Regions from separate parts of the Mus musculus genome. Here region 1 is linked to region 2. The links are chromatin loops, found by intact Hi-C in ENCODE. Cell type or tissue: heart. All regions are shown on one strand. Links, peaks and the distances in the headings refer to the core of each region. The heading gives the core; the rest is flanking DNA.

Region 1 (8,685 bases), core at 139-8,138, 82 kb before region 2:
CACCCTGGCAAAGCAAGCACAGGGGGACAACCATTTGGAGAAGGAACCATTGCTAGAAGGACCTGGTCACATGGAAAAATGAGCTGGGACTTTCCCATGGCTTAGGAAAGGCCTGAGTGAGATAACGGGGGGGGGGGGGGGGGGGTAGCCAACCCCCTCAGATCCTAGGACCATTCTAAGGGAAATAGAAACTCTGGCCCAACCCCAAAGGAAGAATAATCAGAAAACAGCCTAAGGACACTTGGCCATGAACATGAAACGTGAAAACATGACGGTTTATACTCAGTACTCATCATCTCCTGGAGTGGCCACAAATTTAAAAGGAAAAAGGAACAGCTTACTGAACAAATGTGAAATAGCCCCTAGAAGAACAGAAAGGAAACCTGGATTAATGGGCCAGAACTTAGATAGTTGATCTAGTCGGGGCTATAAAGCAAGATCCTATCTTAAGACTAAAGTAAACTAAATGTCCAAAGACCTAAGTTTAAATCTCTATGTGTGTGTCCAGACAGCCTCAAACTCCAGAGCTCAAGTATTCCTTCTGCCTATTTATTATAGGCATATACCACTGTTCCTGACCAGGGTTGGAATTTTCTCTCTCCAAATCTCTCTAATTGCATTGAGCCTCAGTGTCCTCATCTGAGAAATCTCTGTAATGCAGCCCTTCTGGAGAATTCATAAAACTGATGTGCAAAGGGAAAACCATGGTCTGGTATGGATGTATCCCCACTAAGCCAGTACTGGGCAATAACTCTTACCATAGCAGCTAGACCGCTTACCTGTCTTTTGCAGCAAGTTTAATGGCAGAAGAATTCAACAGTTGAACCTCAACTGACTACGCTCAGGATGGGGGCTGTGCCTTCTACCTGCCCTACAAGCTCTGAGTCTGACTACCTCCTCCTGAGACTGTCAGACCTCTACTCTGACACCACTTCCTTCCAGAAGCGTTCTCTGGCAAGCCTCCTTCCAAAGCTCTATGAGAACACACAAGCCTCAGCTGTGAGGAAAAGGTAGGCCCGTGCAGGCATCTGCAACTTTCTAGAGATGCCACCTAAGATCTAACATACTGCCAGATCCAAAACCAAGTGTTTTGGGGGGCTTGGGATGTAGTTTATTTGTCAGGTGTTTGTCTGGAATGCACAAAACCCCTCAGCTCAAATCCCAACAGTGAACCAGCACTGCCATCCTAACACTTGGGAAGTAGAGGCAGGAGGATCAGAAGTTAAAGTCATCCTTGGCTACAAAGTGAGTTTGAGGCCAGATGGTTTGAAACAGATGAGACTCCAGTTCAAAATAAAAGTAAAAGTACTTGTTGGATTAATGGAAACAGAAGCCAGAGAAGAGAAAGTGATCTCTGAAGGTCACTTGGCCAGAGATCCCAAAGTAGAAAAGAGGGGCGGGGAGACAAGACTGTTTTCCTTCAATGGAAAAAAAAAAAAAAAAAAGATGCCACATGACCCAACAAAAGCAAACAACCAAAGAGGATGCATGTAAAGGAAAAAACACAACAGCTCCTACACCACACAGAAGCTCAAAGCACATAAGATACTTAAGCAAAATAGCAGAGTAGCAGTGTTTCTCTACTGGCATCAATAGAAGCTGAGACTACATAGCTATTTGTGGTGAGTGGCTGCTCTGTGCATTAGAAGACAATCAATAGCATCCCTGGGTGGGATATATACACTAAACGTGGGAAGCTTACTTTCTCTACTCCTACAGTTTTGACAACCATAGGGTCTCCAAGCATTGCCAAATGTCTCCGAGAGGACATATCATACCCAATGAGAACTACTGGGATATATTATCAAAAATCAGATGATAATCCTAAGAGATACTGATTCGATATACTTGCTGTGTGCCTTGCATTCTGATAGGCATCTACAAACATTGCACTCAATATCCTGAACCACTTTACACAGACAGCCCTCCTATTAGCCCACTTATAGAGGAGAAACAGGTACTGAACACTTGCCTAACTTTTCCAAGGACTCACCACTAGGAAAGGCAAGCACCAGGACTCAAACTAAGTCTAACTCACAAAAACTCTTGCTCTAGGTAATTCCTCATTATACCAACCCTAAAACTAGAGTAGAGTCACTGAATTTGGGCAAAATGATTTGCATTAGGCAAAGGTTACCAGGAAAATAAATAACAAAAAACCCACAGGAGAAACATTTCAAAGAGCACAAGATAACTCCAAGTGCATGTGGCAGAACACAGCAAGTGCTCTCGTGTGAACTGTCCACATTAGCTGTGCAGAATGCACATAGAAACAACTCATACTGTGTTGTTGAAGCAATCCAGTCCCTGCAACACTGGCCTTGAGTCTGACAGAACTTCTCCTTTAAGATGGAAGCAACTCTGTGGCAGTTTTACAACCCTCAACCCAGTACCACATTTGTCATACAGTGCAGCTTCCTTTCCAGAAACATCTTGCCTCCAGGTAATACATCCTCAGTACAATTGCCTCAGTATATAAGGAGTGGTCAAGACCATAACTCCCTTGGACTGGCAACATAAACATTAATCCCAGGTACTTAGAAAACTGAGATTAGACGATTGTGCGTCAATAGCCCACCAGCTCTTCAGAGTTCAAAGCAAGCCTAAAAAAATTTGCAAGATACTGCCTCATAGTTTAAAAGCAATAGGAGAGGCTCAGGCTATGTGTAGCTCAGTCGGTGGTAGAATGCTTGCTCCGTGGCAGGAAAACTGGGAGTTGAGCCCTAGTACCACCACCGAAGGGAGGGGGGAAAAGGACTACCAACCAGGTCACTTAAGGCCCTGGACAGCAGCTCCAGCCAAGCCATTCCACCCTTGCCCTCTTAACACTTCAACCCACTCCATCCTGGCTCCCTCAGTGTTCCCACCTTCACATATTTGCACGCGGTGTTTCTTCCACCTGGAAAGCTCTTCTTCCCACTCTCCATCTGTTAACTCCCACTCAGCCTTCCTCGACAGAAAAGTCACCCATCCGGCCGGTCTCACCAGTCTCTCCCACTCTGCGGCCTGCTGCCACAGCACCCTGGGTTACCACCATCACAACACACAGTAATTGTGACTGTCCAGCTCTGCCTTTGGCTCCCTGAGTAGATAAAAGTACCAGGGACTTCCACTGACCACTCCCTCCTGGACCCAGCAACCAAGTTCTGCCCTCAATGGGCCTCATCTCACAGAATACCCAGTAGCGCACCAAACAGTGGTTCCAAAGTGCCTCCTCACCACAGGAAACTAGGGACAAACAGGGACAGGACAGCCACAGCCAAGGCGAAGGAAAAGACCTGTTTAACCTTGCCTTCCTGAGCAGAGGGTGAGAAACAAAAAGGTCAAGAGTCCACGAAGGCTGGTGAGAGTGAAAAGAGTAGGTAGACACAGAGGTGAGCACAAAAGAGCAGGCAAGAGGAAGGAAAGAGAAAGGCACCCTAGAGGAGGAAGACTACGACAGGGGGGACAGGGGAGTGGGCCCAAATCCCAAGAGAGCTGAGTCAGAATGATAGGTGGAGGTGATGTAGATCCCAGTGGGAAGAGATGGGGGCTGGGGGCTGCGGGGAGAAGAGTCTAAGAGACTTAGAGAGGGTCCCCAATAGACGAGGAAGACGGGCTGGGAATGACAGCGAAGTAGACACAGGCCCGGCGACAGGAAATAGACTTGATGATACTGGCAAGTGGCTAAAAGACTTAGGGAGTGAAAGGGAGGATACTAAGAGACTCAGGGGCGCTCAGGGAGATTTGAGGAAAAGACTCCGGATTAGAAGGCGCACGCCCGGGAAGGCAGCTGCGGGGCTCACCTGCGCGGGGGGGCGGCGGCTCCTCGCACTCGGGGCTCATCGGGGCGCCCCTGCCGCCCCGCCGCCGGCGGCTCCGGCCCTGTCGAGGGGCCGGCTAAGAGGGGCGGGGGCGGCGCCGGTGGGCTCGCGCAGGCGCCCGGGCCGGAGCTCGCGAACCCGCGCAAGCGCCCTCCAGTCACAGGGAATCCCCTGCCTCACCACCGAGCTTCGACGAGTTCGGGTCGTCGCGAAAAAGTAGGCGCACTCGTTCCACCGCAGAGCTCCGTGGCCGACGCGAGGCCCGCGCAGGCGCCTCCGAAGCAGGGCGACGGGGGAAGTCGCCGCGGGTTACACACTGACACGCCGGCACCCGCGGGACAGGAAAAAGAAGCCTCCGCAGCCCGACGGGTGCAGAATTGCACCGAGAGCCGACGCCCGTCCCCTCGGCTTTACTGTCACCCGAAGCGGCTGGGTCTCCCCGGCCCCAGCCGTCCACCTTAAGGCCTCCGACGCAGGGCTACCTCCGCCACTGTCCCACAATGCCCCGAGCGCGGGAGGACGCAAGAAGACAGGCTCCGCCCTCTCGTGGTCGCTCTCCGTGCGCAGGTGCGCGAGAGGCCGCTAGGTCGGCCTGGCGAGGCGCGTGCGCGGTGAGCGCTGGCGCCCAGAACCCGCCCACTCCGGAACTCCGCGGCTGTCCGTGCCCACGGTTGCCAATGTTCTCTCCCTGAATAAACCTAGAGGGCCCAGTGCGCAGGCGCTGCTGCAGCCAGAACCCCGTTTTCTGTGACTACATTCCAAAATCCGCTGAATATTCGGTTCTAGGATCTTTCGCCCTGAAAGCTACCTTCGGAAATCCGATTGTTATTCCGACTCCTTCAACCATATTTCTTTGACTCGAGTCAACTCCTAAGAAATCCATTCCAACTTTTCGTCCTCACGCGAAGCTGGTTGCTTTTGTTCAGTCGGGTTCGTCCCGGATGCCTAAGCGTCTGCCGAGGTTTTCTGGCTGACCTCCTACTCAGGCATTTGCCCAAGCCGCGTCTACTGTTGCCAGTTGCTGCACAAAGCCTCCTCTTGTAACAACCGGGAGGAACCCCTTAACGCCGGGATTCAGTCACTAAAGGGCCTTTTCTAGCGCTGAGCCTCGGTTTACCCCAACTTTCATCCCCTGCTCCTTCGTGCCCGTTTTAGAGGTCAGCTGTAAGGACTAGATAAATGCATGTAAGAAACATTAGTTTTCCTTTTTTAAAACAGCAGATTAGGACTTTATATTTCGGGGACATTTCACGTCAGTCATTATTTTGACTTTCAAGGGATGTAGATATTTTTCTCCACCCCTTCTCAAATGGCTTTAATGGACTTGCACAGATTAACACCTGTCAGTAATTTTTTTCGTCTTGTCTCTCCTGGGCTGTGCTGCTTTTAATTTTTGTTCGATCTTGTATCAACTGAGTTCTGTGTAAGAGAGCACCTTCATATTAAAAGTGAACACTAGCTCTGCTCCCTGTCTCCTTTAAGTTCAGCCTGCCCCCCCCCCCCACCCCACCCCCAATTCCAGGATGGGTCTTCTCTCCCCAGTTAGACCTTTCTGGAAACTCATACACACACTGGAGATGTGTTTCCATGGTGATTCTAAATCCTGCCAACTTGGCAATGAAGATTAACTTTCACACAAAACTTCAAGGATGTCGAGCTGGCTTCATGGGCAAAGGTGGCTGCTGTGCAAGCCCATAACCTGGCTCAACTTAAAATTCGATCCCAATACCCACATGGGAGAAAGGGAGAATCAATGCCCCACACTGTCCTCTAACCTCCATTCACAGGCCATGCCCCTCTTTATACACTCAAATATGTTTTTAAAAGTACGTGTGTGTGTGTGTGTGTGTGTGTGTTAAAGAACAGATGGTCCCAGCACAACACAGCAAGAAAAGACAGCAGCTCTGAGGTAAGAGCAACACTTATTATACCTTTAGTGACCATCTCCCCAAATCCTCTAAGCTCAGCCCCTCCTTCCTTCCATAAGAACCTTCCAAAAAACAATGCAAGACAGCATAAGGGAGCAGGAGAAATGTTTTTATTTGAAGAGCAGTGTGGACATGAGAAGAAAGGATGACAGAAAGCAAGGGAGGGGATCAAGGGGCCAGCACCTTTCTCAGCAACCCCTCCAGGGGGCTACCCAGAGATGGGCTGGCAGGCCCAGGCCCAGGCCCAAACAAGGCCTGGCAATCCCTTAAGAGAGAGTGCCTGGGAAGGAGGGAGGCAGGAGGCCTGGGGTTCCCACGGAGAGAAAGCAAGGAGCCACCTGGTCTCAGCGATCCATGCTGTCGTCGGTAGGGCTAGAGAAACAGGTCTGTAACAGCTTTTCACAGAACTCCAGCTCCTCCTGGATCAGGGTGAGAGGAGTCCTGAGCGCGGGCAGACCTGCCTGCCATACATTCAGCAGGCAGAACACTCTCCTGTATTTCTAAACTACCTGCCACCTTCCCACTCCGGACGCCCAGCCTTTCCCAAGGACCACTGCGCCAATCATGATCACTTGCCCTGCTCATGGGTTTCTGAACTCCACACATAGAGTCTTGCGGCCTCCCAGACTGGTCAGTCTTCACATCAGCCCCCTAAGTTCAATCCCCACAACCCACTGATTGAAGGGAAGAACTGACTCCTACACATTTTCCTGTGACCTCCACCTGGGCACCATGGCACACATGAGCCCCCACCCCCAGTAATTAGATTTTTTTTTTTAAGTTCCATTTTTATGGGTATGGAGAAGGGTGTGTGTGCGTGTGTGTGTGCGTGTGTGTGTGAAGACAAGAGGGCCCCAGAAGCCATCCACCTTGTGTGTGTGTGTGTGTGTGTGTGTGTGTGCACGTGCACGCATATGTGTTTGGGTATGAGTGCATCCGTGTGCACATGGGTGTGGACACCAGAGTTTAACGATTATCTTCCTCAACTGTTTTCCATCTCTTTCCCTTTCCTCACGATGCAGCCTGGCTGTCCTGGAACTCACTCTGTAGATCAAGCTGGCCTCCAACTCACAGAGCTCCACCTGCTTCTTCCCCAGTGCTAGGACTGACGCTGTGTGCGAGCCTCCATCTCATTTTCCCAGTCACACTTTCTTTCTCACTCAACATGGAATTCACTGACTCTACTGGACTGGCTACACATGAGCCCCAAGGGATCCTCTGTCCCTGCTTCCTGCGCTGTGAACTCAGCTCCTTCTGCTTGCACTGCAAGCACTTTGCCAACTGACCCGTGTCCCCTGCCTCAAACACTTGTTCCTATAGCAGTGTCTGTAGTCGTGAGAGACTGGAGACAAACTATACTTCCTACAACAGGATTTCAAGTCTGAGACCACTTTAAGCTAACACAGTGAAAATGTAACTAAAACATTAAGAAGAGGTAGTTAAGTCAATGAGGTCAAAAAGGCCATCCCTACTCTACACAGTAGAGCTGTGATGGAAGAAAAAAGTTGTCACTAGGAGTGAGTAAAGAGAAAACTGTCCTGCTGGGCACAGGGGTGGCCAGCTTTAACCCCAGCACCAGGCCTGCAATGCTACACACAGGGACCAGGCTGGCCTCCAACAACAGATATCTGCCTGCCTTTGCCTCCCTGCTACCTTGTCTTTATTTTTGAGAGAAAAAAAAATACCCAACCTTGTCTTTATTTTTGAGAAAAAAAAATTTTTAATATAAAGCTTGGTTTGTTTGCCTGTAGATGGTGGGCACCTCTAAGGGTGGAGCAAGGCTGGACTTGGAATTTCCAATTCTGCTCAGGGTCTCCTGGGAGATAAATACAAATGCAGCATGGAGGCCCCCACATTGTCTGCCTGAAACCAGGCCAGGCTGGTCTGCAGCATCCAGTGCTCTATGGGGACAGATATTAAGGTCACAAGTTCCTGGGATGATGAGGTCAGGATCGACAGCTGCTAGCAGGTGTCCTGCCTCTCCTAGTTACTGCTGTCCCTCTGTAAACATCAGGTGTGTCCACAGAGACACAGATGCAACAGAGCATCGCTGACGCACATTTGCTATGCATAGCTTTGCTAAAACCCTCAGCGTTGAAGCAGGGGGTGCTTCACAAAACCGATGAGCAGAGCTGACGAGATGGCTCAGCAGGTAACGAGCCTTCTGCCAAGCCTGATGACCTGACTTTGACGTCCTGTGACCTCCACACAAGCACCGTGGTACTTACACCAGGAACGCTCCCACACATAAATACACATACCCACATACACCCTTACAAATGTAAAAAAGCAAATACTAGAGCCTGGAGAGATAGCTCGGTGATTAAGAGCAATTGTTCTTGCTGGGAATCTTGACTCAGCTCCCATCACCCACACGAGGCAGCTCACAATTACCTGTAACTTCAGCTCCAGAGGCTCCAAAGCCTTTCACTAGCTTCAAAAGGCACCCCCACCCCCACCCCAAGAGCACATACAAACAAAGACACTTATATACATCTTTTTAACTATGGAAAAGATTTACAATAACCACCTAGGTCCAGGAAGTAAGTATGAATGCTAAGTTAACTGTGATCACATATTACTTATCTGTTGAGTTACCCATTCTTAGCTACGAAATTTATTCACCCATTTAAATGAATATTTAAGGAAGAAAGAAAGAAAAAAAGAAAGAAAGAAAGAGAGAGAGAAAGAAAGATAGAAAGAAAGAAAGAAAGAAAGAGAAAAAGAAAGAAAGAAAGAAAGAAAGAAAGAAAGAAAGAAAGAAAGAAAGAAAGAGAGAGAGAGAGAAAGGACAAACTTTGGTGGTACATAATACCTCATCAGTGTGATTCTCCCTTCCCCCGCTGGCACAGCATGTGGCGCACAGTGTCAGATAACAGGAGAAAACACAACAGGGAGAGAAGGGAGGCAGAGGCAGACTGAGCCCTAGGCACGGGCCACACCCACCCACCTAC
Region 2 (8,685 bases), core at 297-8,296:
ACCACATCTGTCATGGCGTCAGTTGTGCTAAGGTCTGTGGTCTAGTAATGTATGGGGACCTGTTACAGCTTACCTCTGCTTATGAGGTCAGGTGCCTGTAATCTCAGAAATCAGGAGTCTGAGGCAGGAGGCTCTTCTGAGTTTAAGGACAGCCTGAGCTACACAATGACTTCCAGGCCCACTCCGGCTATAAGAAACCCCCTTTCAGAAACACAAAAAGTCAGTGGTGGCAAATGTCTTTAATGTCAGCATTTGGGAGACAAAGGAAGGCGAATCTCTAAATTGGAGGCCAGCCTGGTCTATAGAAGGAGCTCCAGGACACAGAGGAGCCCCAAAAGGCCGTCTCAAAACAAGCAAACAACAAAAACAAAGACAGTCAAAAGCTCCAGGGATATAATTCAGTTGGTAGAGTTTTTCCTAGCATGGATGAAGCCCTGGGTTTAACACACAGCACCAAGTAAAAATGTTGTGATGAGGGCTGTCATATCTGCAGTCTGAAGATAGATGAAAAGGATTAGGAAACTCAAGGTCGTAAAGAGCAGCCTTGGATAGATGACATCCTGTCCCAACTCCTCAATGGAGTATACCTGAGCTGTTCCCTTGGCTGCTGGCACAAGGTCTCAGTTGTGTAAAAGTATCTTCTATTCATCTGATCTAATTGTTGACTTGGAGGCTTACTGCCTTCGTCTGCTAGCCTAGGCCTAGTCCTGGAAGCTTCTAGCTTCCATACAACCTAATCTAGGCCTAGAATGTTTTCAGCCTCTTAGACTTGCTGCTGAATACACTCACACTTTCCAGATCTTTCTGAACTCTGGCTAGCTGATCAACTCAGCTATTCTGGCTCAAACCTCCTCTTCCCGCTGACTGATTCAACCTGGCTTTTCTCTGCTTCTCCTGAATTGCTCTGCTTGGCCTCATACCAACTTTGGCCATCTATTCTAATCTTCTGGCTCCTTCTTACTCTCTAAATGGTTCTGTCTTCACCTGTGTCTAGCTTGTTCTCTCTCTCTCTCTCTCTCTCTCTCTCTCTCTCTTTCTCTCTCTCTCACACACACAGACACACACACACAGACACAGACACACACACACACACACACACACACACACACACACACTTGTTTCTATACAACTGTCCTGGTAAAACTGCCCTCTCTCCTTCACTCTCTCTGCCCTGCTCTCTCTTAAGTAGCCTCTTGTTTTCTCTCTGTTCTCAAGAGAGTTGGGCATATCCCTATTCTATCTACTCTTGTTCTGATTCCTCACTTCATCTGTTTCTCAGTTAACATCCCTTTCAAACACACGTGTCTCCTTCTACAAACTAACTTTACCGTCATTGTTTGGGATTAAAGATGTGTGCTAAGAACACTAATGTAGGGGCTGGAGAGATGGCTCAGTGGTTAAGAGCACCGACTGCTCTTAAGGTCCGAAGTTCAAATCCCAGCAACCACATGGTGGCTCACAACCATCTGTAATGAGATCTGATGCCCTCTTCTGGTGCATCTGAAGACAGCTACAGTGTACTTAGATATAATAATAATAAATAAATCTTAAAAAAAAAAACCCAACAACAACAAAAAACACGAATGTATTCCAGCCAGAGTAGCCATGTTGCTGTATTAAATCTCTCTACCCAGTTGTTTGCTAGGCACATCTCTTTTTCTTTCAAAATGGAAATCAAACCACAAGCCTCACCCATGGTGCATATTGTATACCCACAGGCTATACCCTCATCCTGGAATATACTTCAACAGTCTGGAAGACACTTTGCTATTTAGTGGGGTTTTTTCCCTTAAATATATTTTTATTAGCCATTTGAAAATCTCATATAATGTGACAGCACCCAAGGACGATATAGTCATCCTAACCCGGAGAGCTGCTTAGGGTAGGGAGCTGTCTTAGAATTTAGGAGAGAGAAGGGTGGTGAGGCATGGACCTCAGACACTTGAAAGTATATCAGTGTATGATATTTGCTTTGTAGACGCAACCATGAAGCTGTGAGTTGGCAAAACCCCAAGATCACAGAACGGTGCAAAACTTCAGCCTCCTTAAAAACAAAATGTTGCAGCAGCACATATACTAAAATTGCAGCGATACAGTGAAGATTTGCATGGCTCCTGTGCAAGGATGACGAGCAAATTCATGCCTGATCTACATGGTGAGTTCTAGGACAGTCAAAGCTCATGTCTCAAAAGAGAAGCTACTATGATTTAATCAATTGTGTGTGTGTGTGTGTGTGTGTGTGTGTGTGTGTGCGTGCGCGCGCGCGCGCGCGCGCCTTGGCATGAATGTGGAGGTCAAGGACAACCTTCAGGAGTCGGTGCTTTCTTTCCATTATGCGGATCCTGGCTATGAGACTTGTGGGCAGGTGCTTTTACACACTGGGCCATTTCAATGTCCCATCTCACTTCAATCGGTTGTTCCTTCAGTCTGTAGTAACAAAACATTCTGTGCTGTAGGCATTATCCTAACCCACCAAATAGATAACTCAGGAAAGACAAAAACAAAAGTAAGCTTACTTGTTTGGACGTAATTATGATATCCTGCTAATTATACTTGCAGGATTGAAGAGGTGGGTAATCTTAATTAAGGGGTTTCCCCAGGGGAGTGCCCCATGAATCAGAGCTTGTCTTCTAAGTCCCAACTTCTCAGCGTCGTCTCTTTCTGAACTGTTCACAGGCAGGACAAGAAAACTTCACAGAGTTCTTGTAGGTACAATTTTCCAAAGATAAGGAATACTGGGAAAGAGAAAAGATCTTCTTGCTAAGCAGGGTTGGCACTGAAGTTTTGTTGCCATGGCAACCAATGGTCTCCTGGGGCCGGGAGCGCGATGGCGCGTGTGTGCATTCACCTCTTTCCTTCCTGGTTCGCTCAGGGATTTTGCCCCACTTCAAGCTGAAAGAAAGAGAATAGAGCTCCGGATTTAGGGTGATGGGCGGAGGCCTTAACGAATGGAAGCGTGGTCCTGTCCAAGGCCAACCAATAATATACGAAGTTTGTCTCTGACAGAGCCCTCCCTCTTTTCACTTGGACCTGAATAACCTGACCCAAACAGAGTTTCTGTTGGAGCGACGGCTCTTTAAGCCAATGAAAGCACTGATTTGGGACAGTGCAGAAGAAGAGGCGGGACAGATTTTTATGGCAACGCCTGAATGACAGCGACCCGAGCCATTGGCTGTAGTTCGCTGGATTTATTGACAGAGTGGGCGTGGAGGGGTTTTGTCAGGGCACCGACTGGGGCCAGAAGAGGCGGGAAAAAGAGAGCAATGAGAGTCAGCCAATAAGAACAGCGCGAGTTTCATAGCAACGGAAGAGTGACGGCGGGTTGGGCCAAAGGAAGGTTAAGCTGTTTGTTACGCCGGCCGAGGGGAGGCGCGGCGGCTGTGTCGGACGAGAGCCGGAGGAGGCGGTGGGTGGAGGTGGCGGCTGCAACGCGGGTTCCTGAGGAGAAGGAGGAGGAGAAGCGGGTGAGGGGCGGCGCGGGGCCCGACCTCTGAGCCCCCTCTTGGCCCCCGCCCCGCGCCGCCCGGCCTCCCAGTCACCCCCTGAACCGGCTGTCCCCGGGCCCTTCCTCGAACCTTGCGGTCCAAGTCTCCAGCCCCGCGGATCTACGCGCTCCTCACTCGTACCCTTCCCTGCACCCTTGGAGCCCATGCAGACTCCTCTCTCACTCTCAGGACTTTCCTTGCACCTTAGGAGTCGCTCCTTGCCCCACCAGGGCCCATCCCCACCACCTTTTCCTGCATCGTAACCTACCTACCCTGTCACACTCAGGGCACTTCCTGACTCCTGTCTCACTATCCTGGTCTCTGAGGCCCTTCCTCTGACTCTCTGTTTCCCCAGCCCCCTTCTGCAACCTTCCCAGGCTTTAGTTAGCTACTTAGCGCCCTCAATTCCCTCCTCGAACCCGTAGGATCTTTCAGGTTTCCATCACTTCAAATCCCCCAGGATTCCCTCAAACCCTGCTTGGAACCGCTAAGCCCTTCCCTTGGACCCCAGGCATATCTACCCTTTGGATTTCGTGGGCTCCTCCCTTGCAACCTCAGGTGCCTTCTTCCCCCCACCCCCGCCAATCCTGACTTCCCTCCATCTTTCTCTCCCCTTTCTCTCCCTTCACATCATACTCCCTACACCTCACTTTGTCTTTTCCCAGCTTCCAGGCTTTTTTTCTAAGCACCCTCTTCATTTAACCCAGACCGTTTTTTTTCCAGATCTTTCTCCCAGAGTGGCGGAGTGTGTCTTGCCACACTCTGCCTTCTTGCTCTCTCCCAAAGCGCAGAATTGTCAGACACACCACAGTGAGGGTACTGGGTAACCTGGCCCTCCATTTTATTTGATTTGGTTTTCTGAATCTATTTTTTTCCCCTCTTTGCCTCCGACCCTTTGTTTTGACTTGTTCCTCCTCTCCTTTCTGTTCCTCCCTTCTTCCTGTTTTTTGTCCTCTGGCGGGCTTCCCTTTTGCTGGAGTCCTCGGAGAGGCATTAGGGACTGGATCCTTCTTCCCCTAATGGCTGCCTGGGCTCCACCCACAACCTTTTGACCACTCCCCAGAGGAGGGTGACCTTGGAGGGAGGTGCTGAGGACGGGAGAATCAGCCTAGCAGGGGGTCAGCAAAGGCAGGCCAGAAGCTCCTATGGAGTTCCTTTTCCCCTTTCCCTTGATGAGAGCCCAGCTATCCCAACTCCCTCCTGCCATGCTAAGCCTTTGGAGTTATCTCAGGCAGTTAATTAATCTTCCTTCCGCCTGGGTACACAGGGACCTGTCTCTTACATGTGCACTTGGCAAAGTGGTCTTTGTGTGTGCTGACATTCGAGAAAGTGTCCATGTCCTGGGAAGGTAGTGTATGTGATTGGGGGACATGCATCTGTTTTGCAAGAGGGGAGGAAATACTTACTGCACAGGAGACTATTTTTCTTAAGGTTTCCTCACTCGAAAGTACCTGTTGGGTGTCATTCTTACATAGAGTCCCATGAAGTCAATATTGATTACCCCCGTGCTCTCCTGCAGATAAGCAGGCTCTGGGGCCCACAGACACCCCATGCAGCGCCTGAGCGGCACATCCATGCTCTGTGCCAGAGCAGCATGGTTTTTAAAGCACCATGGGGCCTGATCGAGTGACAGCCCGAGAACTGTGCGAGAATGATGACCTGGCCACCAGCCTTGTTCTTGACCCCTACCTCGGCTTCCGCACCCATAAGATGAATGTCAGGTGAGGGGGAACTTGGGGGTCCTGGGTCCTGGACCCTTTCTCTTATGTTTTTACAATTCTCAGCCTGGTCTCCCTGAAGCTTCGGGTGGGGGCCAGGAGGCCTGGAAGTCCCTGGAACCCAGGCATACCCTTTCTCCCAGTCCTGTGCCCACCTTGCGACGACAACACCACCTTCGTTCAGCACTGGAAGCTTTCCTAAGGCAACGGGACCTGGAGGCTGCATTCCGGGCCCTGACGCTAGGAGGCTGGATGGCCCACTACTTCCAGAGCCGTGCCCCTCGGCAGGAGGCTGCTCTCAAGACCCACGTGAGGGAGCCCATGCCCCAGCCTGCCCTGCACAGTGCTCTCTCCATCTAGCTGGCAGATTCTAGATCTCTCAGGAGAGTAGCCCCCAGGCCCAAGACTGCCTTGCTGCTGGGGACAGCCTGCAAGGAAGGCCCAGAAGCCTAGAAGAAGAGAATTGGGGGCGGGCGAGCTGAGATGAGTCCACCCTCCTCTTCCTTTGACAGATGAGGACACCTAGACCCAGAGATGACCCAGGCCACACAGTCAGTGACAAAGTAGACCTGGTCCAAGAGAAAGAGGCCCCTGTGGTTGGCCCGGCTCATCTTCCTGCCCTCCCCCACTCTTCTCTCAGATTTTCTGCTACCTCCGCGCCTTCCTGCCTGAGAGTGGCTTCACCATTCTGCCCTGCACCCGCTACTCCATGGAGACCAATGGGGCCAAGATTGTGTCTACCCGTGCTTGGTAAGGGGGCTGCTGGGAGCAGAGACCCAGTCCGTCTGGATGAGGTAGGACCCAGGGAAAGTGGGGTTAGTGACACAGGACAACCTAGTGGATTTGAGAGAGAATGAATGGAGGATACAGTGGCTGGCCCTGTGCCTCAGAGCTCCTGTTCCCAGGGTGCTTCCCCAGCAAAGACTGGGAGGCATCGCTCAGAGCCCTATAGCCCAGCCTCTTGACAGGAAGAAGAATGAGAAGCTGGAGCTGCTGGTGGGCTGCATTGCAGAGCTGCGTGAAGAGGATGAAGACCTGCTTAGGGCCGGTGAGAACGACTTCAGCATCATGTACTCCACCCGAAAAAGGAGTGCCCAGCTGTGGCTTGGCCCAGCTGCCTTCATCAACCATGGTGAGGGCAAGGCTGGAGAGGGGATGGATGCTGGGGGGCGGGGGGGGGGGCAGGCGAGTGCATGAGACACGGGGGAGAGGCTGGGCTCACTTGCTCACTCCTTCTCTTTTCTCTGTTGTTCACCCAATGGCTGCAGACTGCAAACCCAACTGCAAGGTGAGACCTTCAGAGTGTGAAAAGGGCAGGCATGTGGGAATCTGAGGGAAACTGAGGGAGGGCTGGTTTTGGACTCTCCCACCTGACAAGGCAATTTCCTATCCTTTGCAGTCCCTCATAGTTGGTAGCAGCACCTAGGGTGGGCAGCACACGGGAAGGCATGTGCCCTCCAGGACATCAGACAGGGAATCAGTTGTGGCAGAGCCTGGGTTACTGACCAAAACGGAGGCAAGGGTGTTATGGGGAGACAGATTAGCAGGTGGCTAATCTCACCAGGCAGCTTTGAAGGCAGGGGCAGGGAAGAAGCCAAGAAATTCCAGGAGGCCAAGGACCTCTGCTAAGAAACTGTGGGTGGAAGGACAAAGTGAGGGAGGGGGAGGTGACTGGGCTGGACATGTTACAGAGGGTTTGGGAGGTCCAGTGGGTATAATATTGTCTTCTCATGCATCTTGGGAGACCAAAGCAGGAAAATTCTAAGTTCTAGGTTAATCTTGGTAACTTGAGTGAAACTTTATTTTAAAAGGGCTAGGGATGCAGCTCAGGGCCGGGTGCTTGCTTAGTGTGTGTAAGACCCTGAGTTAGTACCACAGAAACAAAACAGATAGTAGTTTAGTGGTAGTGCTCTTGCCTAGCATATGAGTGACCTGAGATCAACCCACAGGACCAACAAGAACAATAACAGAGTTTTGGTTGAGTACCCTACCTTGTAACTTGTGAAATAGGTGTTTGGGAGACAGAGGCAGGAGAATTGCTATAAGTTGGAGACCAGCTTGGTCTGCACAGTGAGTTTCGGGTCACCCAAGACTATATAGTAACAAGGTCCTGTCTTCAAAAAACTAAAAAGGAGGCTAGAAAGATGGCTCAGCAGTTAACAGCACTCACTGGCTGCTCTTCCAGAGGACCTGGGTTCAATCCCAGGACCCGTGTGGCCCTTCACACCTGTATGTAGGTCTAGGTCAAGGGCTTCTTATACCCTCACACAAGCATACATGCAGGCAAAACACCAGTGACCATAAAATAAAAATGTGTGTGTGTGTGTGTGTGTGTGTGTGTGAAGGTAAGGGGAGTCCCCTGGAAGCCCCCCATTTGTGTTCTGTCAGGACACAGACCTCTGGCCCTCTCTGGGAGCACCCATGGCATGAGTAAGGGTCAAAGCTCAGCTTCCTGACTTAGAACTGGAAAGCGTTATGGCTGTATGGCCAGGTCTTAGGTTTCTCCTGTTGACGCCCGCTAAGACTGCTGTTGAGGTCAGGTGGTGGGTACCTCAGAACGTACAAGACTTGTTCCATGTGTCAGAGGCTCTTAGGATGAATGACACACAGCCCCCACTAGGCCCTCTGCCTTGCATGTAGACACTGAGTGGGACAGAAAGGAGAGGGCACCAGGCACAGTCAGTCATCAGCTTGCTTACTGGGTAACAGTGGTCTGGAATCAGCAGGCTCTGGAGCAGCAGAGTTTTCCTACATGCTGAAGAAAACCAGATGCACAGGAGGGCAAGCTTTCACACCCTGTGGCTGGGTCTCTGATGAGGCACCCCATAACCAAAGATGGTGGCAATCTGACCACTAAACTTAGTCGACTCTCCTTCTAGCAGCATAATGGGAGGTTTGGTTTCTAGATGGCTATGGCAGCAGTGTGTAGGAGGCTCAGTAGAAAGGGAAGAGGTATACAAAGTGAGGGTGGCCATGAGGAGATTGGCAGGTGATGAAGGACCACCTCAAGGAAGAGCAGCAGGATGAGAGGAGAAGGCTCTTGGAGATGCTACACTCAGGCACTGGCCAGTTGGCCTGGAGGACATCAGGCAAGGATCATTTTGGGTGTCAGGTTTGAGTGGCTGGCTGGCTAGATAGCTAGATGGTGACCATGTTCCTTCCCAGATAGGGAGTGCAGAGGTAGTTACAGATATGGGAGAGAAATAAGAATGAGGAGTCTACGCCGGGTGTGGTGGCGCACGCCTTTAATCCCAGCACTCGGGAGGCAGAGGCAGGTGGATCTCTGAGTTCGAGGCCAGCCTGGTCTACAAAGTGAGTTCCAGGATAGCCAAGGCTATACAGAGAAACCCTGTCTCGGAAAAAAAAAAAAAAAAAAGAATGAGGAGTCTATAGGGTAGCCTCGGGATGAGTGATCCTAAATGCTGGGCTGGAGGACAGGGGAATCTGGCTGCCAAGTGGACACAAGCCTTGGGAGAATGGGA

Evidence for each region. A loop is a pair of places that touch in the nucleus more often than their neighbours do. Peaks named below come from ENCODE experiments on the same cell type or tissue, not always from the same donor. Only the 100,000 strongest peaks of a DNase experiment are listed, where the experiment ranks them.
Region 1: a loop joins it to region 2, with 6 times the contacts of the local background. A loop is called at or near these places in 1 of 42 quality-filtered maps.

The regions. Positions count from the first base shown.
Region 1 is chr7:4,654,696-4,663,380 of GRCm38, forward strand. It overlaps Ppp6r1 (protein phosphatase 6, regulatory subunit 1), which reads right to left and starts at 4,255. Exons shown (of 24, transcript NM_172894.2): 1 at 3,786-4,255. It overlaps Hspbp1 (HSPA (heat shock 70kDa) binding protein, cytoplasmic cochaperone 1), which reads right to left. Exons shown (of 8, transcript NM_001360629.1): 8 at 5,821-6,150. The coding sequence ends at 6,076. In heart, for the core only: a CTCF peak has its summit at 4,371 (motif pointing left); DNase peaks (open chromatin) are centred at 3,036, 3,646 and 4,396; H3K4me3 peaks cover 3,352 bases; H3K27ac peaks cover 3,061 bases.
Region 2 is chr7:4,736,776-4,745,460 of GRCm38, forward strand. It overlaps Kmt5c (lysine methyltransferase 5C), which reads left to right and starts at 3,352. Exons shown (of 9, transcript NM_146177.2): 1 at 3,352-3,464; 2 at 5,005-5,206; 3 at 5,347-5,512; 4 at 5,844-5,953; 5 at 6,172-6,335; 6 at 6,472-6,491. The coding sequence starts at 5,097. Gm24537 (a small nuclear RNA gene) reads left to right here and starts at 2,057; the gene lies at 2,057-2,158. It overlaps Gm42369 (a long non-coding RNA gene), which reads right to left and starts at 3,305. Exons shown (of 2, transcript XR_881802.3): 1 at 2,517-3,305; 2 at 2,215-2,427. In heart, for the core only: a CTCF peak has its summit at 3,363; DNase peaks (open chromatin) are centred at 3,196, 4,516, 5,116 and 5,736; H3K4me3 peaks cover 4,117 bases; H3K27ac peaks cover 5,125 bases.